2 separate regions of the Homo sapiens genome follow, and region 1 is linked to region 2. Evidence: read pairs that join two places in POLR2A ChIA-PET (ENCODE). Cell type or tissue: GM12878. All regions are shown on one strand. Links, peaks and the distances in the headings refer to the core of each region. The heading gives the core; the rest is flanking DNA.

The links. Peaks named below come from ENCODE experiments on the same cell type or tissue, not always from the same donor. Only the 100,000 strongest peaks of a DNase experiment are listed, where the experiment ranks them.
Region 1: POLR2A ChIA-PET joins it to region 2 with 11 read pairs; 8 of 35 experiments call an interaction of 5 or more read pairs at or near these places.

What each region holds. Positions count from the first base shown.
Region 1 is chr1:116,585,406-116,588,322 of GRCh38, reverse strand. The region is part of intron 8 of IGSF3 (immunoglobulin superfamily member 3); the gene reads left to right. Among named protein-coding and RNA genes, the nearest start is that of CD58, 16 kb to the right of the region's middle. In GM12878, for the core only: no CTCF peak of the experiment used is centred there; no DNase peak of the experiment used is centred there; H3K27ac peaks cover 1,526 bases.
Region 2 is chr1:117,054,069-117,056,985 of GRCh38, reverse strand. All of the region lies in intron 1 of CD101-AS1 (CD101 antisense RNA 1), which reads left to right. Among named protein-coding and RNA genes, the nearest start is that of CD101-AS1, 4.0 kb to the left of the region's middle. In GM12878, for the core only: a CTCF peak has its summit at 1,453 (motif pointing right); a DNase peak (open chromatin) is centred at 1,485.

The DNA.
Region 1 (2,917 bases), core at 161-2,660, 470 kb after region 2:
AGAGTTCCTACCTAGAAGGCATTTTCTGGTTTTATGCATCTGCATCCCCCTTCTTCCTTAGCTCCCAGCCCGCCCAGACAAGCCTTTCCTATCTCCAAACTGAATCATTCCTCCTCTGGCCCTTCCTTGATCCCATGGTGTAGCCCTTATTCCTCTCCCTCACAGGTGGCACTCAACCTCTGCCAGAATGCTTCCAGGGAGGGAGAGCTATTCAGTCCGCAAGCCTCAGTTCCATTTTTGGGCAGCTCTGATTGTTAAAAAGTTCACTTTCCTGTAATTTCCCTTTTTAGATCTGCCCCTGGAACAACCAAAGAGAAGTCTGCGTCATTTCCTTTCAAATACATGAAATGTATGCCCCTTCTCTGTTAAAGATCTCTAGTCCTTTCAACTTCTCACATAGTGTAGCCTGAAGGGCCTCTCCACCCCTCATTCTCACATCCCTGCAATTCGTTGTTGTCACTGCCTGTCCTTCTTGATGGGCCATGGGGGGTGCTGTGTTGCCACCCAGAGCCTCATCTCCGTGCCTTCGCTTGTGCTGCCCTCATTGTCTGAAATGTGTTTTTCCTGCTGCTTCTCCCTTGTCTTCACTCCATCCCTAAGACTTCATTCAGCACCACCTCCAAGAAGCCTACCCTGATTTCTCCCATACCAGTAGGGGTCCCTTCTAAAACACATAGCCTAATAATGGTTTGCATTTCTTCTGTACTACTCTGTAAGCATGTTGAGGACAGGGCTGTGTCTTATATCTTCAGCCACTGGCATGGTACTTTTAGTAAATATTGGTTGAATAAGGAATAAATGGTTGCTTTCCTTGATCACCCTAAGGCCTTTGTACTTATTGTTCTGTCAGCCTGGAACATGTTGGCCATAGATATTCATTTGTCTTGCTCTTCCGTGAAGGGGGATTCCTAGCTCATTTTAACTTAAATGTAGCCCCCTCATCACTCTAGATTTCCTTTCCCCGGCCCTTTCACAACACATATCACCACCTGACATTCTGTTAATTTACTTATTCATATATAAGTAATTATGAAGTATTTACTTATAATTGACTTATCAGTTACTATGTCTTATTATTTTTATACTAGAATACATATATATATACACACACACACATTTGTTTTCTATCTCTTCTACTAGAATTGAAGCCTCCTGAGTAAGCATAGGGACTTGGTTTTCTTCACTATTGCTTGTCTCCTAAGGAGGCCTATTCAGTAAGCCAGTGGAACCCGATACCAAACTCCACATGTGGCCTGTGCCCTGCTGAATGCAGTGAGTCTGTTCCCCTCCTTTGCCTGAGGTTATTATATTTCCAGAGATTCTCACTGGCCTCTCGGTGGCATTTTCTGCTAACCTCTGCTGGTGCATTAAACAGGAAGCTCTGGTCTGAAGTGATTCCCATTGGCATTTTCGGTGACATATGTCCTGACTTCAGGCCAGTCCCTGGGGCTTTTGAACATTGAAGGTTGTCATTAGGCCCACCAGTGTTCTTTTGGTTCCTATTTTTCATCTGTTTTCAGTTCTGATTATTTTCTCTACTGAAAGAACATGATCACCCCCACCACTCTGCATTTCCACTCTAGTCATCACCATTTTTTCCTTTCCTCATTTGTACTGAAACCAAGAGATTCTTGGAGGATCCTAAATTTATTGAGGGGATTTCCCTCTCTGAGACTACAATCAAGCTAAGTGGGACAGTGCGGAAGGACTAGAAGGACCCCCCTCAACACATTTAGTGAAGTCTCTGTTACAGTGAACTTTAACACCGTAAACATGGAACTCAGAGGACACCGAGTAAAACAGCTTTCCTCGTTTCTTTCTTTGTGTTGTTTTCTTTCTTCTTTTTTCTCTGCTTCTAGTTCTTTCCTTTTCCCTGCTGAGAAAGCCTACACTTACAGAGCTTTTGGAAAATACATACACACACACACACACAAAAATCCCCCCCAAAAAAACAAAACTCAACAAAGAAAATAACCTTTCAACCCTGAGACAACCAGAGTCAATATCTTCTTTTACATATGTATTTTTTGGATGGGGAGGGAGAAAGGGAGAATGGTTATTTAAAATATATTTTGTTATTTTATATTTTCTGACTTTTTAATTACAAAAGTAATCATGAATGTTGTAAAACATTCAGGCAGTATTGAAGTGTGTAGAAAGTAATGAGTGAAAGTGCCCAACCTCCCCTCCTCTGATGTCACTCAGAAGTCTCATTCCTGAGGTGCTATTGTGCATTCATAGTGTCACAGCTTCTAGATACCTCTGGTCCTGATAGACTCATTTGGGCCCTTGTGAAATTACAAGCATGCCATCGGGGCATGCTGTCATTAAAGACATTTTTCTACTGGAGGAGACTCTGCTTGGCTGAGTTTTCAAAGCACCCAGTTCCATCAGTAGCAATCTTTTCTTTTTCTTTTTCTTTTTCTTTTTTTTGAGACAGTCTCACTCTGTTGCACAGGCTGGAGTGTGCAATGGCACGATCTTAGCTCACTGCAACCTTCACCTCCCGAGTAGCTGGGATTACAGGCGCACACCACCACACCTGGCTAATTTTTGTATTTTTAGTAGAGATGGGGTTTCATTGTGTTGGCCAGGCTGGTCTCAAACTCCTGGCCTCAAGCGATCCACCCACCTCGGCGTCCCAAAGTGCTGGGATTACAGGCGTGAGCCACCTTGTCTGGCAGTCTTTTCTTTACTGATGTCATATCAGTTCCATTCCCAACCTGAGAAGGAACCTGTGTGGGTTTTTGTAAGGATGTTGGACTACAATTCGTAGGGCTAACACATGAACAGATTAAACTGGCTTTCCCCTGCAGTTCTTTTGTAGTTGGTGGCCCAGCATTTTCTAGCCACCATATGATCAGTTTTAAAAGTTTACTCTTGCTTTTCAGAGGTTTCTCACCATCCCCTTCCCCCG
Region 2 (2,917 bases), core at 112-2,611:
CAACCTTTCAAGCTCAAGCAATCCTCCCACCTCAGCCTCTGGAGTAGCTGGGACCACAGGTTTGTGCCACCACACCTAACTAATTTTTTGATTTTTTTTTTTTTTTTTTTTTTTTTTGTAGAGAGGAGGTCTTGCTGTGTTTCCCAGGCTGGTCTCAAACTACTAGGCCCAAGCAGTCTTCCTGCCTCAGCCTCCCAAAGTGCTGAAATTACAGGTGTGAGCCAACACACCCAGGAACAAGTCCAACCCCACAAAAGTGGAGCTTAATTCCTAGGAAAATGAAAGAATTATACTTTCTGTGGTCAGCATTGTGCTGGCTGGCATACATTAAACATGTCAGACCTCCATAAGATACCAGTGGTGAGAGGATGAGCTAGAACATTCACCTTTTGACATCTCGGTCACTACCTTATTGTTTTAAAATAATCAGCAATTCCAAGTTTCAAGTGATTTGTAAAATTCTAGCGGCTATGCTTTATTGATTATTTTTTAAATTAAATTGTTCAAATTTATGTTTCAAATGAGCAGATCATTCTAAGAATCATATTTACTTTTCTGAACTTCTGGTGTTTTTGCTTGTTGCTTTGGGATAGGATGGGAAGGAGTAATTTTAATTGGCAGATAAAAGATTGTTCCCTATTAGGCACATTCTGAGAGGGAAAGTCATATTCTAACTTTTCCTGAGGTGTGTTCTGAGATAGTACTTTTATATGCATTGTCACATTTAATTGTCACAACTAGCCTAGGGATGGGATTTTTTATCCCCATTTTTAAGATGAAGATACTAAAGTTTAGAGCAGTTAAGGAGGTGGCCCCAAGGCCAACTTACCTTACAGAGCTGCTCCTAAAACTTTGGAACCGGATAGTCCCCATGGATTAATTTTGACCTGGCTCAAAGTCACAAAGCTGACAGCAGCCAATCAGGGACTAAAGGCCATTTTTCAGAACTTTCAATCCAGTTCTTGCCACTATAGTATTTTTTCTTCTTCTTCTTCTTCTTTTTTTTTTTGAGACGGAGTCTCGCTCTGTCGCCCAGGCTGGAGTGCAGTGGCGTGATCTCGGCTCACTGCAACCTCCACTTCCCAGGTTTAAGCAATTCTCCTGCCTCAGCCTCCCAAGTAGCTGGGATTACAGGCACCCACCACCACGCCCAGCAATTTTGTGTATTTTTAGTAGAGATGGGGTTTCGCCATGTTGGCCAGGCTGGTCTCGAACTCCTGAGACCTCAGGTGATCCACCTGCCTCGGCCTCCCAAAGTGCTGGGATTACAGGCCTGAGCCACTGCGCCCAGCCTATAGTATTTTTATAAAGCATAAATTATTCAGCAATGCATTCAGATATTTAACCCACACATCGGTAAGTGTTTAGGTATTTGCTGTGGTGTAGAGACATGGCTCAACAAATCCAAGACAAAAACCAAAAACCCAAGTCCTGCCATTTTATAAATGACCACTAGGTAGCAGCCTAGTAACATAAAAACCAAACTGAGGCCCACCCTCCTCTGTTTCATTCTTTTTGTTTGAAGATATATAATGGTAATTCAATTTCATTTCATTTCATTTTGTGCCTTTCAAACATATGACTGTTTTCAACTTGTCCTTTGACATAGGCTCGATCAGGATGATACTATAGTGAGAACAAATGTGGTTATAATTTGTAAAGCCAAGAGACTTTACAAATTATTTTGTTATACCAATATTTTTTCAGTACTAGATTCCAAATTTCACTGTTCTTAAAATATTATTCCAAAAGTGGTTCAATGCAGGCTCTTTATCTTCTTCTTTTTTTTTTTTTTTTTTTTTGGTAAATGTACAGGTATTTTTTTCAGTTGGAGTCTTGTCTGTTACCCAGGCTGGAGTGGAGTGCAATGGTAGGATCTTGGCTCACTGCAACCTCCGCCTCCTGGGTTCAAGTGATTCTCCTGCCTCAGCCTCCTGAGTAGCTGGGATTATAGGCTTGTGCCACCACGCTCAGCTAATTTTTGTATTTTTAGTAGAGATGGGGTTTCACCATGTTGTCCAGGCTGGTCTTGAACTCCTGAACTCAGGTGATCCACTCGCCTCGACCCCCCAAAGTGCTGGGATTACAGGCTTGAGCCATCGCGCCCGGCCACAATTCTTTTTTTTTTTTTTTTGAGACAGAGTCTCACTCTGTTGCCAGGCTGGAGTACAGTGGCATGATCTTGGCTCACTGTAACCTCTGCCTCCTGGGTTCAAGTGACTCTCCTGCCTCAGCCTCCCGAGTAGCTGGGATTACAGGTGCCCGCCACCACGCCTGGCCAATTTTTGTATTTTTAGTAGAGATGGGGTTTCACCCTGTTGGCCAGGCTGGTCTCGAACTCCTGAACTCAGGTGATCCACCCGCCTCGGCCTCCCAAAGTGCTGGGATTACAGGCATGAGCCATCACACCTGGCCCACAATTCATTGTTTAAGTAAATTTATAAAGTTGTGCCATCACCACCAGAATCCAGTTTTAAAACATTTCTATCACTCAAAAACTTTCCTCAAAGCTGTGTGCAGTCAATCCCAACTGCCACCCCCAGCTAGTCCCAAGGCAACCTCTGATATGCTTTCTGTCTTTATAAGTTTGCCTTTTCTGGACATTTCATATAATGGAGTCATGTAATATGTAGTCTCTTGCCTCTGTCTTCTTTCACTTACATAATGCTTGTGAGGTTTACCCATGTTGCACATGTATCAGTATTTCACTCCTTTTTATTGCTGAGTAATATTCCATTGTGTTCATTCACCAGTTGGTGGACATTTGGATCATTTTCCCTTTGGAATTATTAGGAATAATATTGCTATGAACATTAATGTTAAAGTCTGTTTTATTGTTTTTGTTTTTGTTTTTTTGTTTTTTGTTGTTGTTGTTTTTGAGATGGAGTCTTGCTCTGTCACCCAAGCTGGAGTGCAG